Linked DNA regions of Homo sapiens: region 2 is linked to region 1. A link is an interaction called in ENCODE POLR2A ChIA-PET data of the cell type or tissue named here. Cell type or tissue: IMR-90. All regions are shown on one strand. Each heading gives the region's core, and the rest is flanking DNA. Links, peaks and the distances in the headings are about the cores only. Region 1 has its middle 25 kb from the start of GTPBP4. Region 2 overlaps LARP4B (La ribonucleoprotein 4B).

Region 1 (5,376 bases), core at 227-5,226:
AGTTTGAGACCAGCTTGTCCAACGTGGTGAAACCCCATCTCTACTAAAAATATAAAAAAAATTAGCTGGGTGTGGTAGCACACCTGTAATCTCAGCTACTCGGGAGGCTGAGGCAGGAGAATCACTTGAACCTGGGAGGTGGAGGTTGCAGTGAGCCAAGATCATGCCACTGCACTCCAGCCAGGGCAACAGAGTGAGACTCTGTCTCAAAAAAAAAAAAAAAAAAAAAAAAAAAAAAGAATGGAAGAGAGGGTCATTACCAAATGATTGATGAATTAATTATGTAATTAACACGGTTAATTTCAGGGACCCCTTAGAGCATTGAGGACTCCACTCTGGCATGTAAGGAGCTGGGATGTCATCATTTATATTCTCAGAACAAGAAAAAAGCACAACAATGTGAAAATCAACACCTTTTCTTTGGTCTGCCACAGAATCGAGGCATAGGGAAAAATCACTGCCCAAAGCCCCAGAGAGGCAGAACACAGAGGAGCACAGCAGGAGCGGAAGCCCCGTGTGGATCCAGCACCAGTAGGAACGCCAAACTGCCACTGATGCCTGCTGGAGTGTGGGAAGACAAAACCACCTACCTAAGTTCTGTGTCCAGTGAAATTACCTGAGGGGATTTGTTGTCAGTAGATCTGCCTTGCAAGAAATGTTAAAAGAAGTTCTTCAGAGAAGGAAAATGACGTAGGTCAGAAACTCATATTTCTTCTTGGCTCGTTGATGGCTGTTGTCTTAGTCCATTCGTGTTGCTATAAAGGCACACCTGAGGCTGGGTAATTCATAAAGAAAGGAGGTTTATTTGGCTCACGGTTCTGCGGGCTGTACAAGAAGCATGGTACTAGCATCTGCTTCAGGTGAGGCCTCGGGAAGGTCCACTCATGGCGGCGTGGTGCCAGCATCTGCTTCTGGTGAGGCCTCGGGAAGGTCCACTCATGGCAGCGTGGTGCCAGCATCTGCTTCTGGGGAGGCCTCGGGAAGGTCCACTCATGGCAGCGTGGTGCCAGCATCTGCTTCTGGTGAGGCCTCGGGAAGGTCCACTCATGGCGGCGTGGTGCCAGCATCTGCTTCTGGGGAGGCCTCGGGAAGGTCCACTCATGGCGGCGTGGTGCCAGCATCTGCTTCTGATGAGGCCTCGGGAAGGTCCACTCATGGCAGAAGGTGAAGAGGAGCTGCTTGTACAGAGATGATGTGGCCAGAGAGGAGACGAGAGAGAGGGGGCAGGCACCAGGCTCTTTTTAACAATGAGCTCTTGGGGGAACTCATAGAGCAAGAACTCTCTCATTCCTGCCAGGACAGCACCAGCCACTCATGAGGGATCCAGGGGCATAACCTGAACACCTCCCACTGGGCCCCACCTCCAACACTGGGGATCATATTTCAACATGAGGTTTGGGGAGACAAATATCCAAACCATAGCAGGCAACTTCTCCCTGTGTCTTCCTTTCATCTTCCCTCTGTGCACTTGTGTGTCCCAATCTCCTCTTCTTATAAGAATACCAATCCTAGGCCGGACATGGTGGCTCACACCTGTAATCCCAGCACTTTGGGAGGCCAAGGCCGGTGGATCACCTGAGGTCGGGAGTTCGAGACCAGCCTGGCCAACGTGGCGAAACCCCATCTCTGCTAAAAATACAAAAAAAATTAGCCAGGTGTGGTAGCTCATGCCTGTAATTCCAGCTATTTGGGAGGCTGAGGCAGGAGAATCACTTGAACCCAGGAGGCAGAGGTTGCAGTGAGCCAAGATCACACCATTGGGACTCCAGCCTGGGCAACAAGAGTGAAACTCCATCTCCAAAAAAAAAAAAAAAAAAAAAAGAATACCAATCCTTTTGGGTTCGGGCCCAACAATATGACTTCATTTAACCTTATTACCCTCATATAGGCCCTGTCTGCAAATGCAGTCACATGGGGGGTTAGGACTTCAACATGTAAATTTGGGGACACACAACTCAGTCCGTAAGAGTGCAAGGGAGAGGTCAAGGCTTAAAATAAGAATTTGGCTTCCTTGACACAGAGATGACTGTACTCAGTGACCCTCCTCCTGTCATGTGTGGGACAAACCTGTTAGCTTGGTGTGATACAAATCCTGTGATTATGCAATGTCATGTGGCAAAAGGGATTTATAGACGGAATCAAGGTCCCAAGCCAGTTGACTCAGTTAATCAAAAGAAAAATAATATCAAGTAGGCCTGACCCAATCAGGTAAGCTCTTGAAAAGCAAAATTTTCCTCTGGCTGGCCTCAAGGAAGAATGCAGAGACCTAAGCTTTGAACTCCCACTGGCCAACAGCCAGCCAAAGCCAGGGACCTCCCTCAGACAACCACAGGGTCTGACTTCTGCCGTAGCCTCAGTGAGCTCGGAAGACCACCGGAACTCACTCCAGAGGAGACCACCTGAACTCCAGATGAGACCACCTGAACTCCGGACGCAGCCTCCCGAGACCCTGGGCAGAGGGCTGAGCTTCACGTGCACAGAATTCTGACCTACAGAAGCTGAGGTGGTAGCTGGATGTTGCTCTCCACTCTAAGCTTGCACTAAACTGTGCAGCAGTAGCGTTTCCCAGACTTGCCATTTCCTTTCTCCTTCTCCTTCCTCCAGCCTGTGGCCAGGTGCCTGCTCTCTGCACCCCACATACCATGGTAGTCCAGGCCTTGGTCCTCCCCCACCCCAGGATCACCACAGTGACCTGCTATTTTTAACCATATGTTTAAAATGGGGTAGGAAGACAGAAGCATGTCAAGTTCATGAAGCTTGAGTTCCAGAGACACCCTGACTTCACAAGTGAGTGACCGTGGATCTTTCTCACCCCATCATCTTCTTTCTTGGTTCATTTTCACCACGTGCTTCTTATCCACCACGCTGCTATTCCTTGACATGTGCTCTGAGGACCAGCCATTGCACATGGCTTGGGGAGCTGGGGCCCTGCCTCCAACGTGCAGAATCTGAATGATCAGCACAGGGCTGGGCATTTGCGTGTTCTCCTGGGGGCTTTTGGATATATTAAAATGTCATAATTCCTCTGGTGTCTAAACAGAAGTGTGGGAAATAGAAAGATGAATGGGTTATGGTCCCCATCTTCCAGGAGTTTACAAATTCAACCTAATAAAGGGGAAAAGATGCCTTCAGTGACAATGTAAGGGAGTGTCTGAGTCCATTTTGCAACACAATAGCAGAACACCACAGGCTGGGTAATTAAGAAATAGTCAATGTTTATTTGGCTCATGGTTCCAGAGGCTGGGAAGTCCAAGATCGAGGGTCCTTCTTGACGTGTCATGACATGGTGGAAGGTGTCAGTCACACGGCAAGAGAGAGCACAGGCTCAAAGTTGCATCAGCATTAAGCCCTTCGTGAGGGTGGAGCCCTTGTGACTCAAACAACCCCCATATGGCCCCACCTCTCAGTGCTGTTGCCTTGGGGATGAAGTTTCCAACATGTATTTTTGGGGGACACATTCAAACCATAGCAGGGAGAATGTGGTAAGTTCCATAAACAAGTTCTAAGGCCTAAAAATGTAGATGCCCCCATTTATAAACCTGGCTGTGAGTTGAGGGTGATCCAAATCTTTTTATTTATATTTTTGAGACAGAGTCTCGCTCTGTTGCCCAGGCTAGAGTGCAGTGGCGTGATCTCTGCTCACTGTAATCTCTGCCTCCCAGGTTCAGATGATTCTCCTGCCTCAGCCTCCCATGTAGCTGTGATTACAGGCGCCCGCCACCACGCCTGGCTAATTTTTGTATTTTTAGTAGAGATGGGGTTTCACCATGTTGGCCAGGCTGGTCTCGAACTCCCGACCTCGTGATCTGCCCGCCTCGGCCTCCCAGAGTGCTGGGATTACAGGCGTGGGTCACCATGCCCAGCCCAGATTCATTTTTTGAAATATGGTTTTAGTAATATTTTAGTAACATTAGTTATATCTGTTTTTTTTTTTCCTGTGGGCTAGGGCACAGTCCCCAGAAATCTGTGGATTAGGGCCAAGGATAGACGAAGGAACCTGAAACCAGGATGTCAAACGCTGTTGCAGCAGATGATCAATTTGGGCTTCATAAAAACTGGAATGTGCTGAAGTTAGCAGAGGTCTGGCTCAATGGACATGTCAGACGTCAGAGGCCACGTCGATGTTAAAGGTCATGGGCCACAAAACGCAGGGTCCAAGCCTAAGCCCAGAGTAACACCGGGTTTCCTGACCCCTCTGAAGATAACGCTGTTGGCCCCGCTAACTAATGAGGGTGTTTGTGATGAAAAGGCGACAGTGGCCAGGACTGTGCTGACTGTGGGGTGCCGGGGCTGCGGGGAGAGAGGGACCTCACCAGCTGTGTGTTTGTCATGGGCGTAGACAGCTCAGGACAGCACAGAACAGCACAGCTCTGAGGCGGTGGACAAGATAAACACCTACTGTGGGGCCAGGCCCCACCAGGAGCCCTGGGAGTGAGGCTTATGGAACACTGACACACACTCAGTGTAGATGCACAGGCTGTGATGAATGACCCCAGGTGGGGCCTCCACCCAGGGCTGCCTTGCACGCTGAGGCCCGAGAGGGCTGCCTGGGAGCCATGCAGGGTCAGGCCGGGAGTGGACGGGGGACCTGCTAGGTCCTCGCGGCTCAGCACCCGCCTGCCTGTGGTCCACACAGTGCCAGTTTCCTTGGGAGAATGGGTCCTTCCAGCCGTGTGTCTGTGTCTGTCCTGCTGGGAGTGCCCGTGGGGCAAGGCCGGGCTGAGGGCCCCGCTCGGCTGTCGGCGTCTCCCACGGTGGTGCTCAGCGGAACGTCCCAAGGACAGAAGGCGGTGGTGCTGATTCACTTCCGAGGCACAATCAGAAACCCAGGTCCTGCCTGGACTCTGAGGCCCCCAAGGCCTGGGCTGGTTTCTCTGCCCTCATTTCCCCACCTCTGTGCGGCTCCTGGGTCATCTCAAAGACACGGTGCCCGCTCCCCCCCGTTTCTCGGTTACACAATTCGAAGGCGATCCGTATTTTCAAGCAGCTTACAGTCTGGTCGGAGACACCAAGAACGCAGCAGACGCGATGGAAGAATTAGCAACTGACAGATATTTGTATATAAGCAGAAACAAACTAAGGAAGAAAGGAAACATGCCATTTACAGGCATTTCTGCACTAACCAGGTGCTGATTAGTTACATAATCGATGAAACGGTTGTTTATGCGCCAAGTCGTTCAAACATTTGTTAACTGGCACCTACTAGATACCAAGACCCGGCGCTGTGAAGAAAACATGGCAATGTCACACACTGGGAGATGCCTGCCTTCTGGGAGAGAGTTATGTCTGCTGCTTAACATGAGCAATAAACAAGTGACATTTTGGTTTAGAATCATCAACCGATTTATGTCAAACAAGCAAAGGAAGCAGCCATGG
Region 2 (5,376 bases), core at 248-5,247, 53 kb before region 1:
AATTATCATCCTCACTCCAACACAAAAGTTTTATCACTCGGAGGTCAGAAATATGTCTACCCTGTTCACTGTTGTATCCCTAACACAGTACCTAAACGAGTAAAATCTCAGTAAATACATTAATAATTTATTATCTTGTGGCAACAAATGTGGGAAAAATTAACTAGCATTTAAAATATGAAGCCCAGAAAATGGGATGAGTCCAAAGAACGGCCTCTGCTGGTGCACATTCCAAGTGGTGTAATAAGGGAAAAGGCAATATTCACAGCTGAGGGCAAAATTACTTTGAGTTAATTTTCATTTTCATTTTATTTTATTCTCTAGACTTTGTATATGCATACATGCATGTCCGTTTAAGTGTGCACCTGGGATCTAAACATACAAAGGAGTTAAATACAAAGTGATGACTAAAAATTTTTATTGTATTATCAAAACAAATCACTAAAGAAGTTCCGAAGTGGCAAACACATACTGAAACAATTATTTGTATTGGGGGATGTGAGATCGTGAAATATATATATTTGGTTTTCCTCCCATTTCATGGCATAGAATTCTTAAAATCCCTGGAATCTCCCAAGTAATAAATGTCTTTTTGTATACTAATGATATGACTGGGCTGGCAGTCCTAAGGTGTTTTCAGGATGGGAACTAGTCACCAGAAAGACCGAGGCAGAATTAGACTGTTGGGACTTTCAGCCCACTCCCAATCTCCAGGTAGGGGAAAGTGGCAGAAGGTTGATCATCAATGGCCAATGATTTCAGCAATCATGCCTATGTAACGGAGTTTCCACAAAAACCCTAGGCTGGGTGCGGTGGCTCACGCCTGTAATCCTAGCACTTTGGGAGGCCGAGGCAGGTGCATCACCTGAGGTTAGGAGTTCAAGACCAGCCTGGCCAACATGGTGAAACCCCATCTCTACTAAAAATACAAAAATTAGCTGGGCCTGGTGGCGGGCACCTGTAATCCCAGCTACTTGGGAGGCTGAGGCAGGAGAAATCACTTGAACACGTGAGGTGGAGGTTGCAGTGAGCCTGAGCCAAGATCATGCCACTGCACTCCAGCCTGGGTGACAGAGCAAGACTCCGACCCAACAACAACAGAAAAAGGACTCGGTTTGGGGAGCTTCCAGATAGCTGAACACATGGAGGTTGTTAAAGAGTGGCAGCCCAAAGAGGGCATGGGAGCCCCTTGCCCTTCCCCCACACCTTGCCCCACACATCTCGTCATCTGCATCCTTTGTAATATCCTTCAAAATAAACCAGGAAACATGTTTTCCTTACTTGTGTGAGTCTGTCAAGCAAAGTAATGGAACCCAAAGAGGGGGCCATGGGGATCCTAGGAAGCATGGGTAAACAACCTGTGGCGTGGGAGTGGCATCAGAAGGGGCAGTCTTGTAGGGATGAGCCCTCATTCTGTGGGACCTGACACTATCTCCAGGTAGAGTGTTGAGACTGAAGGGGAGGGTGCCCCACTGGTGTCTGCTGTAAAACTGATTGGTTGCTGGTGGGGAGAAATCCCCGCACATTTCTTGGTGACCAGCGGTCACAGAATTCTTCTGGGTTGATTGTTGTGACGCGAAAGCAGGAGAAAAACCGCTTTTTCTTCAGGAGGGAAAGGTCAAAAAATCCTTTCCAAAATATACTGAAAGCTATGAAACAGAATTCAGAAGTTCCAGGACTCCTCCAAGTTCATCTACAAACAAGAAAAGGAAACGTCAAGGAGTGCAGGCTGCAGCACGGGGGGGGCCTCCCTTGCCAGGTGGTGAGGGGCCGACCCACCTCTCCTCCTTTGGGGGACACCTGAAACAGATAGCACAATGCCTGGCACACAGCATGTGTTACACACCACAGCCAAACGGCAGGCGTGGGAGCTATGAAATTCCAAGTTGCGGCCAGGCGCGGTGGCTCATGCCTGTAATCCCAGCACTTTGGGAGGCTGAGGCGGGCAGATCACAAGGTCAGGAGATCAAGATCATCCTGGCTAACACGGTGAAACCCCGTCTCTACTAACAATACAAAAAATTAGCCGGGCATGGTGGTGGGCACTTGTAGTCCCAGCTACTCGGGAGGCTGAGGCAGGAGAATGGCGTGAACCCGGGAGGTGGAGCTTGCGGTGAGCCGAGATCGCGCCACTGCAATCCAGCCTGGGCGACAGAGCACGACTCCGTCTCAAAAAAAAAAAAAAAAAAAGGAAATTCCAAGTTGCTCAGAGAGTCAATGTCACTGACTCCAAGCACAGAATCCAACAACAATCTTCAAATATTAGGCATTACACCTGCAGACCAGAATTGTTTCCCAGAAACAATGCAAACTGTTTAATATTAAAATATAGTGAATGTCCCCTAAAATTGTTACTTACAAAAGTACTTTTTACAAAAGAGACCGGGCTCTGTGGCTCATGCCTGTAATCCTGGCACTTTGGGGGGCCAAGGCAGGTGGATCACCTGAGGGCACGAGTTTGAGACCAGCCTGGCCAACATGGTGAAACCTCGTCTCTACTAAAAGTACAAAAATTTGGCAGGCATGGTGGCAGGAGCCTGTAATCCCAGCTACTCGGGAGGCTGAGGCTGGAAAATCACTTCAACCTGGGAAGCGGAGGTTGCAGTGAGCTGAGATCGCGCCACTGCACTCCAGCCTGGGTAACAAGAATAAAACTCCATCTCTAAAAAAAAAAAGAATTTAAGTTCCAAGATTTTTTTTTTAATCTTACTTTGGTTTACTATTCCAAATGACAATTACCTAAGACATAGCAGTACCATCTCCATCCTATAAACAAATTGGATTACAATTACAGGCCAGTTATGGTTATATGCCTACTTCAATAGACAATGTGACTGAGAAAAGAAAAACAGCTTAGTGCAGTTGAGCTATGTGAGGTATGCAGGCCCAGAGAGCCGTGAGTGTGGGACTTCTGTCATGCCTCCCGCCCCAGATCCATGCTGAGCAGAATTGTTTAGTCATTTTGTTCCTGACTGGCTGCCTTACCCTTATCTTCATGTTCCTGAAATCTATGACAACGATGAACAATGTACAGCCAATCAATAGCTTATGTTATTTTGATGTACATTTTTTGTAAACAACTCAGGAACTGCCTTTTTTCCCTTTAAAAATCTACTTCCAACTTCTGCTAATGGGGTGTATACTCAGAGCAACCTGAATCCATACACCTGGGCTGCAATCCTCAGGCTTGGCCCAAATCAACTCTCTACTTATATTAATTTTGCCTCAGCTTCTTCCTTTTAGGCTGACATACGTGATGTAAGACAGCAGGATTCAGAATGTCTCCCCTCAATCACCTGGTTTTTCTGAGAGTGGCGCTGGGAACCAGTGTGACACTCTCCATCTTCAGAGGTCTCATGTGGTGTTTTGTGTGAGGTCTCCTGAAATTGGAACTCCCATTCTTTGGCTGAACATCTAGATTTTACTTGGACTGTTTTTCAAACTCCCTCTTTCCTTTAAGAGTGAGGGCTTTGCTGTCTTTGGACAAGAGACTGGGGTGAAGAGTTCCGCAGACAACTGCCTTCTTTCTGCCTCTGCCTCAGGGCCAGGATTTTGGGTCAAGGTTTTTCCACCTCTGCTCATGGCAGAGGTTTGGGATAAAGGACTGGCAGATACTGGTGGTTACGTTTTATAGAGCATGCTTTTAAGATTGCAGCTGTTTTCTATCATTTGAAAATCTGGGCTTAGCCTTTCATTTGTGACCAACTCCTGTTAGTTTCCTACTGAAAAGCACACAGCCCTTTTGCTCCTCCAGATGGGTGTGAGGGTCTGGTCCCCCGTACCCTGCTTGAGCACTCCCGTCCCCTGGCAGTTAGGGACAGTCCAAGTCACATCACACTTAGACCCTAAACACATTCCCAGCCATTTGTCACTTTTCAGAAGTTAGTAAATTATACAAAATTGGACTTTACAATCTGAGCAGTCTTTGTGGAAACATCAGCTGGATGTGTGTGCACTTAGGGGGCACTCTCTTACATTTAGAAAGTGGAGCCGCCTAACACAGGACAGTTGTGAGCAGCAGTAGCCAAAATGAGCATCCTTTAAGTGTCTAAAATAATTAATCTGTGTACCTAATTGGGGGAAAAGTTGGCTTTAGAACCAGAGAAACTAAATGGGAAACGTACTTTATGTTTGTGCTGAAATCTGATGATAAGATTTGAAAACATTCTTTTTCAGAGTTCTACGGTCAGAAGTATAAAAAGCTGATACTTTGGCTATTGTTTTTTTGGAAGGAAAAAAAAAGCCTTTCTGCTTTTTCCTCTTTTGGATCCTGTTTCTGGGAACTCTTTTCAGTCAACTGAAACTCACCTTAAAATGTGTTTGATCCCTGTTTGCTTCCTGTCTTGTTGGTATGATTTTTGTGGAGGAAAATACAAAACTTAATTTGCCTGTCAGAAAGCTTAAGATCTTCCTAAAATGGTTCCTCTGAGACTTGTTCTGTTTCCTTCCACACTTCTACTCCTTCTTTTTGCCATATTTGATACATGAAGAAATCTAGAGGACACTTCTAATGACTCTGAGACCCGCTTCGGAACACAGGAAGAGGCAACACTCACCCCCTTCTGGAAGGGTCTTCTGTTTTCAGTACGGAGTCTGAAGAGTTGTGAGTAGTTTCCTCTCAGGTCTAAAGCTCTGCTCCCTTTTGCATTGCGCTGTCCAATTTCGTGGTTTTCGGGGGCTTTCGGGATTACTTTACACTGTGAGAGAGACCCTGACTTTTGTGTGTGCAATGGCGGACAAGTCACTGGTGAAAGCTGCAGTTTGGGAAGTGGCTGACTGAATAGTTGTTACTGCAGGATGGCTACTGTTTCTTTACACATTTAGACAGATGCAGTTTGAACACTTGGAGGTTAGGAGAGTGCTCACCACCAAGTGATAAGATTCCCATATGGGATGGGCTGGTCACAGTGGGCTGACTGGGCCACTCACCAACCTTGAGGGAATGTCCTTGCAGTGAGAAGCACTGTGGAAGCTCTGCGTGGCAGGTGTTATGGCGTTTCCCTCCTTTGGGGGACCCAAGATTCAGTCTATTAATAAAAGTGGAATCCTTGATTTTTAAAGATGTAGATCAAGGGTGTCCAATCTTTGGCTTCCCTGGGCCACACTGATCTTGGGCCACACATAAAATACACTAACACTAATGACAGCTGATGAGATGCTTAAAAAAGAGAGAGAGAAAAGAAAAGAAAAAAAAATCGCAAAAAAAAAAAATCTTCATACTGTTTTAAGAACATTTACAAATTTGTGTTGGGCCGCATTCAAAGCCATCCCAGGCCGAGGGTAGGACAGGCTTGATCTAGATGCTCTGCCTTTCATCTGTGCCTGCTTTTCAAATTTAAGTATTAGGCCCTAGAAACTGCAAATGTTTTCTTTTTC

The links. Peaks named below come from ENCODE experiments on the same cell type or tissue, not always from the same donor. Only the 100,000 strongest peaks of a DNase experiment are listed, where the experiment ranks them.
Region 2: POLR2A ChIA-PET joins it to region 1 with 5 read pairs; 9 of 35 experiments call an interaction of 5 or more read pairs at or near these places.

What each region holds. Positions count from the first base shown.
Region 1 is chr10:960,500-965,875 of GRCh38, forward strand. It overlaps a transcript of LARP4B not described here. Among named protein-coding and RNA genes, the nearest start is that of GTPBP4, 25 kb to the right of the region's middle. In IMR-90, for the core only: no CTCF peak of the experiment used is centred there; no DNase peak of the experiment used is centred there; H3K27me3 peaks cover 245 bases.
Region 2 is chr10:907,123-912,498 of GRCh38, forward strand. The region is part of intron 1 of LARP4B (La ribonucleoprotein 4B); the gene reads right to left. Among named protein-coding and RNA genes, the nearest start is that of LARP4B, 22 kb to the right of the region's middle. In IMR-90, for the core only: no CTCF peak of the experiment used is centred there; a DNase peak (open chromatin) is centred at 2,899; H3K27ac peaks cover 137 bases.